2 separate regions of the Homo sapiens genome follow, and region 1 is linked to region 2. A link is a loop called in an ENCODE intact Hi-C map of the cell type or tissue named here. Cell type or tissue: CD14-positive monocyte. All regions are shown on one strand. Links, peaks and the distances in the headings refer to the core of each region. The heading gives the core; the rest is flanking DNA. Region 1 overlaps MCF2L2 (MCF.2 cell line derived transforming sequence-like 2). Region 2 overlaps MCF2L2 (MCF.2 cell line derived transforming sequence-like 2).

Evidence for each region. Hi-C counts contacts between places; a loop is a spot of excess contacts. Peaks named below come from ENCODE experiments on the same cell type or tissue, not always from the same donor. Only the 100,000 strongest peaks of a DNase experiment are listed, where the experiment ranks them.
Region 1: a loop joins it to region 2, with 4 times the contacts of the local background. A loop is called at or near these places in 10 of 110 quality-filtered maps.

Annotation. Positions count from the first base shown.
Region 1 is chr3:183,371,154-183,379,487 of GRCh38, reverse strand. MCF2L2 (MCF.2 cell line derived transforming sequence-like 2) reads left to right here. Exons shown (of 30, transcript NM_015078.4): 3 at 77-191. Among named protein-coding and RNA genes, the nearest start is that of MCF2L2, 53 kb to the left of the region's middle. RefSeq lists silencers at 1,973-2,022, 2,073-2,132. In CD14-positive monocyte, for the core only: no CTCF peak of the experiment used is centred there; DNase peaks (open chromatin) are centred at 1,747, 3,517 and 8,117; H3K4me3 peaks cover 1,063 bases; H3K27ac peaks cover 1,409 bases.
Region 2 is chr3:183,303,238-183,311,571 of GRCh38, reverse strand. MCF2L2 (MCF.2 cell line derived transforming sequence-like 2) reads left to right here. Exons shown (of 30, transcript NM_015078.4): 9 at 543-657; 10 at 1,737-1,856. Among named protein-coding and RNA genes, the nearest start is that of B3GNT5, 54 kb to the right of the region's middle. In CD14-positive monocyte, for the core only: no CTCF peak of the experiment used is centred there; DNase peaks (open chromatin) are centred at 4,481 and 7,661; H3K4me3 peaks cover 1,109 bases; H3K27ac peaks cover 1,802 bases.

The sequences.
Region 1 (8,334 bases), core at 211-8,210, 68 kb before region 2:
CTTTCGCCCAACTTCCCTGCAGAGGTGTGACAGGACAACATTTTGCTAACATTTTGACCACCTGTTTTTGTTGCAGGAGGCCGAGGGGAGGATGGCGCCCCCATCATCACGTTCCCAGAGTTTTCGGGGTTCAAACACATCCCAGATGAAGACTTCCTGAATGTCATGACCTACCTGACTAGCATCCCCAGGTGAGCTGAGCACAGTGTCCTGCCGCCTTAGGCACTGGCTTTATTCCACACTTCCCATGTGGCAGGGCTGGGTTGAGACATATACTTCCATGAGCATGGTGTACCCTGGTATGCATAATAACCCAGCTGGCTTCTGTCACCCATCAGTCACGAGCAAGGAATGTGGAAAGGGACTGGAAAACAATGACAAACAAGCCTCAGTTTTGACTCTCTTGTGCACACAGGAGGGACAGAGTAAACATGGTCGGGTGGATGGAAAACTGAGCAGCTGTGTTGCCTTTGTTCCTTAGGCTATTGCTTTATTTTCATTTTTTATTTTTGAGATGGAGTCTTGCTCTGTTGCCCAGGGTGGAGTGCGGTGGCACGATCTTGGCTCACTGCAACCTCCGCCTCCCGAGTTCAAGCAATTTCCAGCTAATTTTTGTATTTTTTTTTTTTTTTCAGCAGAGAGGGGTTTCACTATGTTGGCCAGGCTGGTCTCGAACTCCTAACCTCAAGTAATCCGCCTGCCTCGGCCTCCCAAAGTGCTAGGATTACAGGCTTGAGCCACCGTGCCCGGCCTAGGCTGTTGCTTTAGCTAAAGGTTATTCTGGCTTCCTGGGTCGCGTTGTCTAGGACACATGACCCTTGTTTAGGGAACTCCAACTGTGTCAGGAGTTATTTCTCTCTCCGAAATAAGAAAATTAGGGGCAGATTGTTGTCATTTGCATTGTCAGATGGAGAAACTAAGGCACAGAGCAAGGAAACTACAAGGCCAGGGAAAAAAACTGTGCTTGTAGCTGAGCCCATGATAGAAATGCTTTCTGGCATCTTCTTCCACCCTCTCCAGCCTGGGCCTCAACTCTTTATGCCGCTTAAATCGGTATGGGCCCAGGTCTTCGAGGGGATGGAGTGTGGGCAGAGTCCACATTGGTCACCACCATTTCACAGACCGGGGCAGAGCGGGGTCTAAACCCCCTCCTTAGGCAGTGCTGTGTCCACCTCCAGCAGAGAAGACTTGGTTGGGAAAGGCCTTCCCTCCATGGGTTTGCATTGCTTATGAGCCCCCACCCCTCCCTTGACTATAGTGTGGTTTAGAATGTACACAGTGGCCAGGTGTGTGGTATTTTGCCTGCTTTCCACCTGCCTTCTATGATTTAGAGGTAAACAGCAGCTTTGTGACTGAGAGGCTGCCTGGCGTCTGATACCACTTGTGGAGATTAGGAAGTTGATTGCTTTAACCAAACCCACTTGAAAAATATGTTTTTTCTTTTACACCTTTTTCTTTAGTTTTTTCTTTTGCCCATCTTATTTCTTCAGAGAAGGTTATGGATTTATTTTGAATGCATTTCTTCAAAGTTAGTACTTAAATATATTTCATCAATTTCCTCCTTTCCTCCTCCCTGCCACTGCCATATGCCACGCGTTAATGCAGATATAAGGATGTGGGGAATCCTTTGTTGCTGTGAGGGAAAGACACCACACCTGTCTCACGGCTTTGCTCAGGTGTTTCTCTGTGGCACACCTCTGCCCCTCTTCTAGGCCTGACTCATGCACATTCATCAACCCTCAACTCTGACCTCATCTCTTCGATGAAACCTTCCTTCACCCCAGTTCTGCTTTCACAGAGTCTTTTTTTAAATTTCCACAGAACCCCGAGGTTTACCTTTGCCTATGGAAGTTATTTGTCTATGGAAATTATTTCTGCCTCTCCCAGTAGACTGTGAACTTCTTAAGAGTAGGGGCCAATGCTTTGCTTTTCTTCTCTTTCGTTTTTAAAATCTCCAGCCCTAGCACAGTGCCCAACACCTGGTTGGTTCTCAAAAGTAATGTTGGTAGAGTTTTCAGTTTTGATAATGAGTCATTCCAAACAAATGGTATTTGTTGTAGGGTGATGAAGGGGTTAAAATATGCTATTCTGTACTATGCGCCATAAAAAAGAATGAGTTCATGTCCTTTGCAGGGACATGGATGAAGCTGGGAGCCATCATCCTCAGCAAACTAACACAGGAACAGAAAACCAAACACCACATGTTCTCACTCATAAGCAGGAGTTGAACAATGAGAACACATGGACACAGGGAGGGGAACATCACATACCGGGGCTTGTTGGAGGGTCGGGGACGAGGGGAAGGAGAGCATTAGGACAAATACCTAATGCATGCGGGTCTTAAAACCTGGATGATGGGTTGACAGGTGCAGCAAACCACTGTGGCACATGTATACCTATGTAACAAACCTGCATGTTCTGTACATGTATCCCAAAACTTAAAGTAAAAATTTAAAAATGCCATTCTGGAATATTGACTATTTAAGTTAAAAGCACTTGAAAAACAGCAGGTACAAGAATATCACTTTGACCTTTGTGCTGTTTCTTAAGAGGAGAAGATGGAATTCCTATGTGAAAGACACTCTCTAGGGACTAGAAGGAAAGGTAACTTAGAGAATATTGCACAGACCTTGTTAGAAATTCTATTTTTTAAGCTTCCCCACATAATTTAGTCACATTTTCATAGTTTATTATTCTTTGTTCAATCCAGTATAGAAGTAACTGACTCTAACTGATTCTTTGGGTCTTCATTTCTTTATGAGGGCTCTTGTGCCATGTAAAACATTTATGAATAAATGTCTATGCTTTTCTCATGTTAATCTGTGTTTTGTCGATTTAACTCTTGGACCCAGCCAGGACCCTAAGACAATAGAGGTGAAGTTTTTCCATTCCTACAGTGAGAAGGGGGACCCTGACGGAGGGGAACCCCAGCTCTTCATTCCTGCCTTTATCAACCTGGGTTTTAAGAAGTTGAACTTGAACTCTGTCTTTGGCCCAGTGGCATTTCAGGACAATATCCCATCAGTTTAGCAACTTCTGTGGGAGCGGCAAGGAAGAGGGTGAATAGGGATGTAGACAATAGGAGGAGTGTCCCCTGTCCCCATTCTCCTTATATTTGTTTTAAATTCGATGTCTAGTTTTACTTAATCCCCAGGGATACAGTCAAATGCTAAGTTAAATGGAGGATTTTCCTTTTGCATTTGCAGCCTTTTCCAAATCACGCTGAAGATAGCTCAGCCCCCCGGACTGTGTGGCAAGAAGCAGGCAGGGTTATCACCCCTATCTCACAGATGGAGATGAGGAGATCAAACAGGGGCTTCTGTTTTGGATTTCTTTGTTCTACTGTAGGCTCCTGGTACAATTTCTTGTGACCTAGGGAATATTTTCTTTTCCTAGAATGCTGTTTGTCTTTCGGGAAAGAGTGGCTGTCTGGCCAGTTCTTCCCCTCGCCTTTCTTCTTCCGCTTTTGCTCACACTACTTGCTGCCCCTCCCCTGTTCCTTTCCACAAAAAGTGGAGACAAAGGGTGAGAAGGCCTGAAAGGGGAACTTGACTTGGACCTATGTCTAATTTCCATGTCAGATTTCAAAGAATGAAACCACCCTTGTTCGTTTTATGACTCCTGTTTATCACAATTTGCATCTTTTTGTACGTTACATAGTTATCCAGTACCAGAGTCCTTCCCAATTGCAAAATGTTTTATAGACAGGTGGCAGAGGGCTCGTGGATGGATAAAAAAGAATTGATACACTAGAATAGGAAAATGGCAGGATACTTGGGGTTGGGAAATGCTATCTTTGTGCCTGAAATTAATTAGGATCTCGCATTGTGAGTGGGTTGGGCAGGTACAGAAAGGCTTCCCACAGTAATTCATTCTTCAGCAGACCTCTATGAGAGCCCACAGCATGTAGGGTGCGGTGTACGATGCTGTAAAGGACTGAAAAACCTCAAGACGATGTCTCAGACCGCAGGAAACTCATTACATGACTCTGTTATCAATATCTTTTGTGAAATATGTAAACAAAGTGCTATAGGAGCTCAGAAAACAGAAAGTCACTTCGACAGGAAAAAAAGGGAAAACTTCAGGAAAAAAGGGGGTTTCAATCCAGACCTGTAAGAGAGGGTTCTTGGATCTTATGTGGGAAAGAAGTCAAGGAGAGTCACAAAATGCAGTGAAAGAAGCAAGCTTATTAGAAACTACTGTTACAGAGTAGGGTGCCCTCAGAAAGCAAAAGGAGGAACGCATTGACTTTAAGTTTTTCTTATATAGGGATCTTGTCTATATAAAGATTAAACTAAGCTGTGCCTATGTGCGGATGGGCAGACAGTGTGACAAAACTTATTATTCTATTGATTTAAAGAAAACTATCCTTGACATTTTAGTGTGTGAGAACATCAAAGCATAACTATAATTTTTTGAAAACATATATTGTTATGGTATTGGGACATCTGGACTTTCTGTTGTTGTAGTATCCTTAGGCTGTTTTCTCAACCATAAACATCTTATGACCATGGGTCCTGGTTGGCAAGGAATGTGCCTTGTTACTCTCAAGATGGAGCTGAACTTAAAATTGTGTCACTTTCACTCTCCTAGGCTCCTGCCTCCCTAACAAAATGTCCTTGAGGGGATGGTACAGTTGCTACAGATAGATACAGAAGGGAGCATTCCAGAGAGAGAAAAGGATAGTGTTGAAGAGCTTTGAACACAGCCCAAACCTGGATTGAAATCCAGATCCTATTGCTCACTAGCTAGGTGGTCTGGGGCAAATGACATGGCTTCTATTTTTTCTTTCTTTCTTTCTTTCTTTTTTTTTTTTTTTGAGACGGAGTTTCGTGCTTGTCGCCCAGACTGGAGTGCGGCAGGGCAATCTCAGCTCACTGCAACCTCCGCCTCTCGGGTTGAAGTGATTCTCCTACCTCAACCTCCCGAGTAGCTGGGATTACAGACACGCACCACCACGCCCAGCTAATTTTTGTATTTTTAGGAGAGACGGAGTTTCACCATGTTGGCCAGGATGGTCTCAATCTCTTGACCTTGTGATCCGCCCGCCTCAGCCTCCCGAAGTGCTGGGATTACAGGCGTGAGCCACTGCGCCCAGCTGACCTGGCTTCTATTTCTATCTAACGCAGGGTCTGAAGTTTTCAACAGAGCATATTTGGGGAATTACAGAGCATCCCAGTTCACCAGAACAGAGTGAGGCTGCTTTTCAGACAGTATTGAGAAACGAGGGCTGGAAAAAGTTGGAAACAGATTGGGCAAGGCCTTTACCCCCAAGTTAAGGAGTTGAGGCACAGTGAGCAGGAAGAGGCCATTTTCCTGCAAGAGGGTTTGAGGAGCAGAGTGAGGAGCAGATTGATCTGGTGGTGGTGTGTAGGATGGATTGGAGAGAGCAGGAAAGGGAGGCAGGGAGACCAATTAGGGGATTCTACACTGAGACAGGTGCAAAACGAAGAGGGATGATGGCATGAGAACTGGATAGGAAGGGATGGACAAGAAGACAGGCACTGGGGACTGGTGGAGGTCGGGAAGGAGGAAGAGGGAGAAGCTACGGAAGACGCTTGGTTTTAGGAGCCTTACAATTATCTCGTATTACTCTAAGTCTGGTGTGTGGAGTATTCTGTGTGGAATTCAGGCCTCATTTTGGGTTTGATGGTCTCATCGTGATTTATTTTAAAACTTTTTCTAATCAAAGCCATGCTAAGACAATGGTTCTCGACCTCAACTGCATTTTAGGATTGCCTAGGGAGATTTTAATTCCCAATGTCCAGACTATAATTCAGATGAATTACATCAGGATTTCTCGGGGTGAAACCTGGATTTTCAGCGGTGTCTAAATCTCACCGGTGATCCCCATGTGCAGCCAGGGATGAGAGTGTCTGTGCTAGGAGCGGATAGGGAGAAGCTATGGTGAGACAGAACAGACATTTGAGGGGTGTGAAGAAGAAAACCTGGAATCCGACTTAGCTTTTGGATAAAGTGAGGTGGCAGTGAATGTGCAGAAATTGAAAGTTGGAGGGAGGGCTGTTCCCACGTCCTTTACTTTTGCTATCACAGTTCTGTATTTCTTTCCTTAAAATCAATATATAAAAAGATTCAATTTCTTGAGCTTCCTTGACCCTGGAATTTCTTTGTGAATTATGTATAGTACTGTACATAAGGAACTATTGAATTACAAACCTTCCCACATGAATCTTATGGTATTAAAATAAATAAATATTCAAAAATACACAGAAATCATTACCACATCTCTATTCTGTTTCCAAAAACAGCTGAGGGCCAGTTTTAGCCCATCAGGTGCCGTCTGCTATATAAATTGTACTACTAGTGGTTTTCACAGTCCAGCTTATAACAATAGCACAATAAATCCTAGTGGTCACTTTCTCAGAATGTAAGATATCGTCATTTAAAACATGTCACCTGTGGCTACAGAGTAGAGCCAGATGGTCTGAAAAGACATTAGTAAAATATTCTGAGCCACAGAGATGGAGCTGAACTTGGGTCACCCTCAGTCTCCTAGGCTCCTGCCTCCCTAACAAAATGTCCTTGAAGAATGGGACAGTTTAACTGCGTTTCAATCATAGTTGTTGGTCCTACAAATCAACATTTGTATAACTAAGCATGGATATTTATCACTGTGTTTCTCTACTTAGTTTCCTTATTTTAACTTCCAGTTCTGGGTTCATTATTAGAAACGGATTGGAGAAAGTACTTTTATTAGATGGTACAAGAGCAGTATTTCATATCAATGGTTAATTTTGTTATTGTTTCTATTTCTTTCTTTCTTTCTTTCTTTTTTGAGACCGAGTCTCATTCTGTTGCCCAGGCTGGAGTGCAGTGGCGCAATCTCGGCTCACTGCAACCTCCGCCTCCCAGGTTCAAGTGATTCTCCTGCCTCAGCCTCCTGAGTAGCTGAGACTACAGGCACGTGACACCATGCCCGGTTAATTTTTGTATTTTTAGTAGAGACGGGGTTTCACCATGTTGGCCAGGCTGGGATTGTTTCTATTTCTAAAGGACTTTTCTATACGGAATCTGTTGAGGGACCTATTTAAGTTAGAGTAATTTTTCTACATTCATTTTCCTCACATACAGTGTGATGAATAGTCTTTGGTGTTCGTTGTGTCCTCTTTTTATGATAAGTGGCCTAAAATGGGGTCTGATATTAGTACTCTAGGAAGGAATAGGAGAAGAATAGTGTTATTATTTGGCCTGTGAATTGTGATGAGACTTACTCCTTTGTATTGAAAGACTCAGTGGGATTATAATAACTACTCAGCTTTAGAAACCAGCCTCGTCAGAGAAGTGAGTGCAATCTGGGCCTCTTACTATTATGAAGTGTGAAGGGAAAATAAATCTCAGGACCCCCAAATCATTAAGCCAAAGGGTAGTGAAGCTGGGAAGTGCATCAGACAAACCTGCCTCCCATTTTATTCCTAAAGAAGATAGCTACAAAGATAAAAAAAAAAAAACGATATACCTCCCTAAAGATAAAAAATACTATATACCTCCCTCACAATTTGCCCACAAGGAATTCCTCGTGGAAAAAAGACGGACAGTACTCAGAGTTATCCCTCTGCCCCTGTGAAACAAACGCCTATCTGATTGCTTCCTCTGCCCTCCTGTTTCACTAAGCCAAACTGAGGCATAAGTGACTATTCCTCTACCCTCTTCTCACATGTAAATTGTGTATTGTGTAAAAGGCTAATCAGAGGCCGGGTGCGGTGGCTTACACCTGTAATCTCAGCACTTTGGGAGGCTGAGGAGGGTGAATCACTTGAGGTCAGGAGTTCAAGAACAGCCTGGCCAACATGGTGAAACCCCATCTCTACTTAAAAAAAAAAAAAAAAGAAAAATTATCTGGGCCTGGTGGCATAAGCCTGTAATCCCAGCTACTTGGGAGGCTGAGACAGGGGAATTGCTTGGACCCAGGAGGCGGAGGTTGCAGTGAGCTGAGATCACCCCACTGCACTACAGCCTGGGTGACACAGTGAGACTCCGTCTCAAAAAAAAAAAAAAAAAAAAGGCTTCTCAGAGACTCAAAAGACTGCAACCTTTTGTCTCTTATCTACCTATGAACTGGAAACCCCCCTCACCCGTGGAGTTGTCCTGCCTTTCCTGAATGACTAATGGACATCTTACGTGTATAGATTGATGTCTCACGTCTCCTTAAAATGTATAAGAGCAAGCTGTGCCTCCAGCACCTTGGGCACTTGTTGTCAAGACCTCCTGAGGCTGTGTCACAGGTGCGACCTTACCCATGGCAAAATAAACTTTCTAAACTGATTGAGACCTGTCTCAGATACTTTTGGGTTCACAGAAGGCAATGGAAAATAC
Region 2 (8,334 bases), core at 63-8,062:
ATTGGAACAGCCAATATTGGGTCTTGGTGGGGCCAAGGAAGAAGAATATTTGAGACAACAAAGGAAAAAAGAATACGTCCGTCTGGCATCCACATACAGAGATCTTTTTATGAGCATTCTATTCCCCCCTCTTCAATGTATATGACATGTTCCCACCCTAGGATTTTGAGGGAGAGGGTAGTATTTACTGGGCTTCATTTCCAAGTAACAGTTTAGCTTGGAGCTGTGCTTTATATTCGTGTAGTCTCAGGTAGAAAGAAAGAAGGCATGAAGGTAAGATCAGCCGGAGCACATTCTAAAGCACAGCAGCTGCATCTGAAGCAAAGTCACTGCCTGCACTGTGGATGTCCTGATTGGAAAATGAAAGGTGCAAAGCCTGCTGAGCCAGAAGAAAGGCATAGGTGACACATGCTTTCATAATAATGAGATGGTCACAATTGACACCACTGACCGAAGACACAGGTGTTCTAGCCATAGGCCTATATGGATGCCTGTGGAAATGAATGCTAACCTAACATCACTTTCTCATTCTTTCTTGAAAGGTTATTAGTTCAACTGGATGAAACAGAAAAAGCCTTTAGTCACTTTTGGTCTGAGCATCATCTGAAGCTTAACCAGTGCCTACAACTACAGCATTTTGAGCACGATTTTTGTAAGGTATTCTTTTCTTGTTTACTGTAACTTTCTTTTCTGGTACCGGGACCTCTGGTTTTCTCTCCCTCCTCACTCTTTGGTATGGGGTTTCCCTCTTTTCCCTAATCCAGCTTTCTCCTTATCTCCTTGCTTCTTTACAGACCACCCCCTCCAACCCCCTTCTCACTTTTTCAGTGGAGTCAAACTGTTCTAGAATCCCATTTACCTGTTGATGTACATGGCATTTCAGTGATGGTTTATCTTCCTTTTTTTTTTGAAACAGGGTCTTGCTCTGTCACTCCGGCCGGAGTGCAGTGGTGTGATCATGGCTCACTGCAGCTTTGATCTTCTGGGCTCAAGCTATCCTCCCACCTCAGCCTCCCAAGTAGCTGGAATTACAGGCATGCCCCACCATCACACCCGGTAATTTTTTTTTTGAGTTGGAGTCTCACTCTGTTGCCCAGGCTGGAGTGCAATGGCGCGATCTCAGCTCACTGCAACCTCCGCCTCCCAGGTTCAAGCGATTCTCCTGCCTCAGCCTCCTGAGTAGCTGGGACTACAGGTGCCCACCACCACACTCAGCTAATTTTTTGTATTTTTGGTAGAGATGGGGTTTCACTGTGTTAGCCAGGATGGTCTCAATCTCCTGACCTCTGTGACCTACCTGCCTCGGTCTCCCAAAGTGCTGGGATTACAGGCGTGAGCCACTGCGCCCGGCCCAGATAATTTTTAAATATTTTTGCAGAGACGAGGTCTCCCTATGTTGCCCAGGCTGGCCTCGAACTTCCAAGCACAAACAATCCTCCTGCCTCAGCCTCCCAAAGTGCTGTGATTATAGGCATGAGCCACTGGACCCAGCTGTCTTCCTTTTTGATTGATTATCTGTTGAATATAGTTCTAATAGTTCAGCTACAGGTGAATTCTGCACCCCCAGCTTAATTTGAAAGTTAGTGAGCTGCAAAAAAAAAATTTTTAACATATATAGATATATACAAGTCTTGAATCCTTTTTGGAATTTTGAGTTTTCTTGAAGCATAACAAACCTATACCTTCAGGTGAGTGAGTGTTGGTTTACTTCTGGACTGTTCTAATGTTTCTTGTAGGCTAAGCTTGCCCTGGATAATTTGCTGGAAGAGCAAGCAGAGTTTACAGGCATTGGAGACAGCGTGATGCACGTGGAGCAGATTCTTAAGGAACACAAAAAACTGGAGGAAAAAAGCCAGGTTTGCTTTCTGACATTTTTGTGTACTGGGAGGGAGGTTGCTGTGGACAATGATGGATCATGTCCAGTCATTGCTATTGGAAGGTTGCTAAAGGACACAGGAATGCCCAGTCCTGCCCTTCAGTCACCCCAGGATCCCAAGGAGAGAGGCACATTAACAACTGCTATGAATAATACGGGCAGCACAGAGTCCTATTAAAGCTGCCGGAACATACAGTTGCAGTTGGACGCTCAGGTCGGGTGAGGACTCTGGACCAGCCCTGCCCTCTCACGTGGTCAGCAGCCAAGTGGGAGAAGGTCACAACAGGCTCATCACTCACCAGAACAATTATATCAGAGGCTCACCCATCAGCTTGAGCTCCTCCCTGGAGCCTGGACTAGGGGGCTGGGGGTTGTGGGGTTGGTAGTAAGGATGGGAAACTTTCAAAGGAGAAACCAGAAAAAAAAAAACAACTAGTTTTATACCTGGAGCAAGACAATTAGATGGGGGAAATTGGTCCATGTTAGTTCCATTGCTACACAGAATTGGCAAAGCTTTCTCCTTTCTCATGTCCCAAGAGTTGTAAATGTGAAACTTGTAAAAGAATATGTATTTTACAGTCCCATACTGGAATTAAACAGTGTCCCAGATCCGCACACAAGTCAGCATTTAGAAATGATTCCATTTTAAGTGTTTACAGATTTGGTTTATTACAAATGAAGAAAGCTGAGTCGTCTCTTTCCAGAGAAGTTCCTTTCTGCTTGTTTGAAATTAGGTTCTCTATATTTTTGGGTCTTGGGGACCAAGTCCCCTGTGGTTAGCGCTTCCTTTCTTAGCTAATCTGGAGGCATGTTTCTCAGACGGCAATTTTGCAGTACTAGAGATTTGCCAAAGTGTGAGCCTCTGGCCAGCAGCACAGATGTCACCTGAGTAAGCGCTAATTAGAAATATAAAATCTCAGACCCCACCCTGGAATTGGAATCTGCATTTTAAGAAGATCCCCAGGTGATTGACTTGTACGTTAAAGTTGGAGACACACACCCCTAAAGGATACAAAACAAAGTATACCAAGGCCACACTGACTCTAAGAGCTGTTGGTTGTAGATTCTGAGCTGCAGGTGCTTGTGCACATGCATGAACACACAAACCCAGCTGTGTATCCAGATCCCCATTCAGGAATCCCATCCCTTCACAGCGAGCGCTCTTTCTCTTACCAGTGACCATTTGACAGATAAACTAGTGCTAAAGACACATGAGTCATCAGGAACATTTATCAAACAATGGAAAAGTTGAATTTCATATATATGATGACTAGATACCTTAGATTCTCCAGGACAGCCCCAACCTTATATCATTTTAGTTTTTTCAAAATAATTTTTTACTGAATATAGATACTATATTTTTTTGCTTATTCATATATTAAGAAAAAGTGCCTCATCAAAAAAAATGCCTTCATATATATATGAAAGTAGCTACTGACCTATCCAGAGGGTTATTTATTCATCAAGAGGTATTCCTTATCCTAGGTTCCGTGGGTGCAGCGGTGAGCCAGACAGTCCAGAATCTGCCCTCATGGAGCTTACATTCTACTGGAGAGAGACAGTTCACTAAAAAGCAATCAAATAAATAATAACATCAGATAGTAACAAGTGATATAAAAAAGAAAACAAGATATAATAGAAAGTGACTGGGGATGCTACTTTAGCTAGAATGGTCTGGAAAGGCCTGAGAAGACGACCTTTGGTCTGAGATCTGTTTGATCTGTGTAATCATGCAAAGACTTAGGGAATAGTATCAAAGCAAGAGCGAGCTGCAGGTGCAAAGGTCCTAAAGTGGAAATGAGCTTGGTGAGTTCAAGGAACATTGCTAGAGCAGGTGGGCCAGGAGGAAATGAGTGAACAGAGATGAGCAGAGGCCAGGTAGTCCTGTTGCACCCTGAGATCTTTTGTGAGGATTTGAATTTTATTCTCAGTGGAACAGAAAGCCCTTGGAAGGCGCTCTGGGCTGTGTCTTGAATAGTGGCGATGGATCTGCATGACTGCATCACATTCTTTCTTCTGCCCACTTCCTTGAACTTGTGGTCCTTGGTATATACTTCAAAAGTTGCTGACCAGAGTTAGGGATGAAACCTGTGGTTATGGAACACAGGAATGCTCTGTGAACCCATGACCCACCTTTCGTGGGCAACATTCTTGAAGCAGCTAGACTAGCCCACTGTGGATGACCTGTGACTTGCAGGATTTGCAGACCTGTCACATCCTATGACTTGCAGATCTTATTTCTAAACTTGCTTCCTGAAGGATGTAGTACACCTGTGTCTCTGCCTTTGCGTAAATCAAACAAAGCTGTCTCATCGTAACTGAGATCGTTTTCAATATATCTTCCCTCAGACTTCTCAGACACATGGCTTCTTCAGATGATTAGGGCTTGGCTAATCTTTCCATTTGTCCTTTAAAGTGTTAAAGGAACAAGACTGTGTCTGGCCACAATCTGACAAATATCTGCCTGGAGTTTGTCCTTTACTCGGCACTAAGGGGCCAGCTCCCTCCCAGCACAGCCACACGCTGGCTCTGGGGTGTTGCCAGCTTCCTTATTCCACACAGTGACATCATTCTCACAAGTAACCTCAGTCAACTCACTAACCAGGCTCCTGTCGCATGCTGATTCAGCCTGTTCTTTATCTTGTTCTCGTTTGAGGGTTTAGCAGTCTTTTGAATGCTCCTTCCTGATTCTGAAAAACAGTAGTTTCAACCACTTACAGAAGGTCTTCTATAAAAGCAGAACTTGCTGCAGGGTTTTGACTGTGGGCCGTACTGAGACCCTTGCTGAGGGGCCAGCAGGGAACAGACCAGGACAGGGTGGAGGAACCACCTGATTTCAGCCTTGACCTCTCCCCATAAGGGTGCTGTGTCTAAGAAGGCATGGAACCCAGGCCATTAACATCTAAGGATGTCATCTTGTTGGAGGGTCATGGCTTTGTGTACATGTGTGAAATTTTCAAACACACAGAGAAGCAGATAGACTGGCACAATGAACTCCAAGTGTCCATCATTCAATTTCAACAACCATTAGCTTTCTGCCTTTCTTGTTTCATCTGGCCCACCTCCCCATACACACACTCCATCCCTGTGGATCCTCTGTGGGTTTGTTCTAGATTCCCGGATAGAGTAGCATCACTCGCTTTCTCGCCACTTTCTTCCCTAGTAGGCACTCTCATCTCTCATCTGTTATACCAGCAGAGTCCTCGGGGGGAAATAAACTTATTTCAATAAAGATTTCTGATTGCAACTTCTAAGCTGAAACTTGACGATCCAGCCTTCTGGAATTTTCAGCATCTGAAAGATCCCAGATGGGCTTGTGATCAGAAGATTTTAGCCATTTTTTCCCTCACTCTTTCTTTTTTACTTTGGAGATTTTGATGACTATTTATCCTGAGTGGGAGGTATATAAACTAAAAAAATAAGCTTCAATTTGGAGGTTTCACCATAAATTTCTTTGCAGGCACCAGGAGGATTTCATAGCACATGTGTAGAGGCCAGGTGGGCTGGAAGGTGACAAGAACACAGGCTTTGGAAGTCGGATAGGGATGGATTCAAATCTTGGCTCTAACAAGTACCAGCTGTATGACCCTAGTCACGTTTCGTAGCCTTTCTGAATATGGTCCCCCTCATCTGTAAAGCAGAGGTAATAATTCCTGCCTCACAGAGACCTTGTGAAGATTAAATGAGTTAGATGTGTGGTAGGGACTTCATGTGGTCAGCTTGCAATATGGTTGGTGGTCAGTAGTCAGTGGTCAGAAACTATTGTTGTCCTTTCAATTCTGTAATAGTGACCTTCCAGCCATGTGGTGGCTGAATCCGGGTTGCTCCTTAGTTGCCCTTTTTTTTGAGACGGAGTTTCACTCTTGCCGCCCAGGCTGGAGTGCAGTGGCACAATCTCAGCTCACTGCAACCTCCGCCTCCTGGGTTCAAGCGATTCTTCTGTCTCAGCCTCCCAAGTAGCTGGGACTACAGGTACCCTCCACCACACCCGGCTAATTTTTGTATTTTTAGTAGAGATGGGGTTTCACCATGTTGGTCAGGCTGGTCTCTAACTCCTGACCTTGTGATCCGCCGGCCTTGGCTTCCCAAAGTGCTGGGATTACAGGCGTGACCCACTGCGCCCGGCCTCCTCAGTTGCCTTTATGGGCGTTTCTCCCTAGACCCATTTGGACCTGTTACACACATCTTCCCTCTAACATCTCAAATGTCTTCTGGAAAATTCTGAAGGGTGAAATACTGTATGCTGAGGGAAGGGCAGGCTCTGATCACCACAGGGTGATTTGGAAGTATCCTGTGGTGAATTTCCCTGGACCCAGAAAATTCTGCCCTGTTCTTAATAAATTAGGCAGCTGGACTTAAAAAAAAAAAAAGTGTCAACAGAGACTTTCATGCCAAGTCTCATGTTTCTATATTTGACTAAAGTCAGACAAGTTCGAGCAACCAAATGAGGTCTCTAAGTTTAGGCAGAACAAGTGCAGCCATTTTTCTCTGTGTATGTTGGTCTGAGCCAGATCCTGGAGCAAGACTGCCTGGGTTTGAAGCCTGGCTCTTCTCTTTCCTACCTGGGTCACCTTGGGCCATTGTGCTCCACTTCCCTTTGGTAAAACAGTACCTGTATCAAAGGGTTTGTTGTGAAGAGTTAAGGAAATAAGCAAATGTAAAGCATTCAGAACAGTGCCTGGCATCTGTTAAGCTCTCAGTAGATGTTAGCTGTTGTTATTAACATTACAGAGGTAGAGGGATAAATTCTGGGCTATGGAACATGTGCTAGGTTCAGTCTGCGGTAGCTGAGCAGTGCTAGGAAAGGTCTGTCATTCATTCGACATCTATTCTGCAAATATTTATTCATCTCCTACCATGCCAGGTACTGTTTAAGTTCTGAGGACACAGCAGTGAACCAAAGAGTCAAAAATCACTGCCCAGACCAGGCGCGGTGGCTCACGCCTGTAATCCTAGCACTTTGGGAGGCCGAGGCGGGTGAATTGCCTGAGCTCAGGAGTTCGAGACCAGCCTGGGCAACATGGTGAAACCCCATCTCTGCTAAAAATTAAAAAAAAAAAAAATTAGCCAGGCATAGTGGTGGGCGCCTATAGTCCCAGCTACTCGGGAGGCTGAGGGAGGAGAATCGCTTGAACCCCGGAGGCAGAATTTTCAGTGAGCCTAGATCAAGCCACTGCACTCCAGCCTAGCTACAGAGCAAGATTCCATCTCAAAAAAAAAAAAAAAAAAAAAATCACTGCCCAGGGAATGAGTATTCCAGTCATCTTGTAGGGGTGGTAACCAGTGCACCTGGGCCTTTGCTGTTTAGAACAAGTGTTCTGGGTATTTTTGCCTCAGTCCTTTTAACTAGCCACTACTTGATTTGTGTCACTTGTTTCTATACCAGTACTCCTCTTTGTTTTGTGCAGCATTTATTTGTAAGTACCTAAGATGCAGCATGCACTGTTTTCAGTTGAATAAGAGCTGGTTCTGGACCATAGGTGTCTGTGGCATAGCGCAGGCAGCAGATAAGTGGTCACAACATAATGAAGCAGGTGCTCTGATCAAGAGAAGCACAGAGAAAGTTTTCTGGAGAAGGTGAAGTCTGAAATATGATTTAGATCGAGTTGGCCCCAGAGGAGTATGGGTGAGGGGGAGTAGGGAAGGATGGGCTTTCTAGGCAGACAGCAGGTGGAGAAGGGATGGAGGCCTGAAGCTGCCTGAATATTTGGGGAACAATAAGTGGATAATTAGTATGGTTGCAGCAGAGAATGGAGTTGAGGAAGTGGAAGAGGACTTGGTAAGTCAGGCACACCCAGGTATGAGCTAGATAATGAAATTCCCCGTGTGCATTGCTCAAGAGTTTAAGCTTGCTCCTGAAGACCCTGGGCGCCCAGGAAAGGGCTTGAAGCTTGGGAGTGATGTAGACACAATAAGATATGTTGGAATTGCTCCTTTGTCAGCAGTCTGGAGCATGATTTGAAGGAGAGCCTGAAGAAAAGCAGGGAGACCAGTTGTCCCCATGAGAAGCCATGAGGCCTGAGCAGACAGTGACAAGGAGGTGGCAGAGATGGGGTCAGAATTTGAAAGGCATTAAGAAGGCGACGGTCCCTGCGGGGCTTCGTGAATGACTGGGAGGGTAAGAGGAAAGGGGTTTGGAAATTGTTGAAACCATAAACCAGTGCAAGTTAAGAGAGGGGCAAGATGTACGCACCTGGAGTTACCGTGACTCCTTGTGTTACTGTAAACAGCTAAAGCAGTGCAGTGATGCACTGGATGCTTAGTGTGGCTGGCAAGGGGGCTCATGGGCTCTCTGCTCCTGGAGACCTTTTGGAATGTGGCAGTCATCTGTGCTGATTGCTTCACAGAGTTCCAGCCAAGCAGGTCACCGCATCATGTAGCTCATTGGCTCATTCATTTATTTTGTTGATCAAATATTTATTGCATGCCTACTAAATGCTCTCATGGAACTTACATTT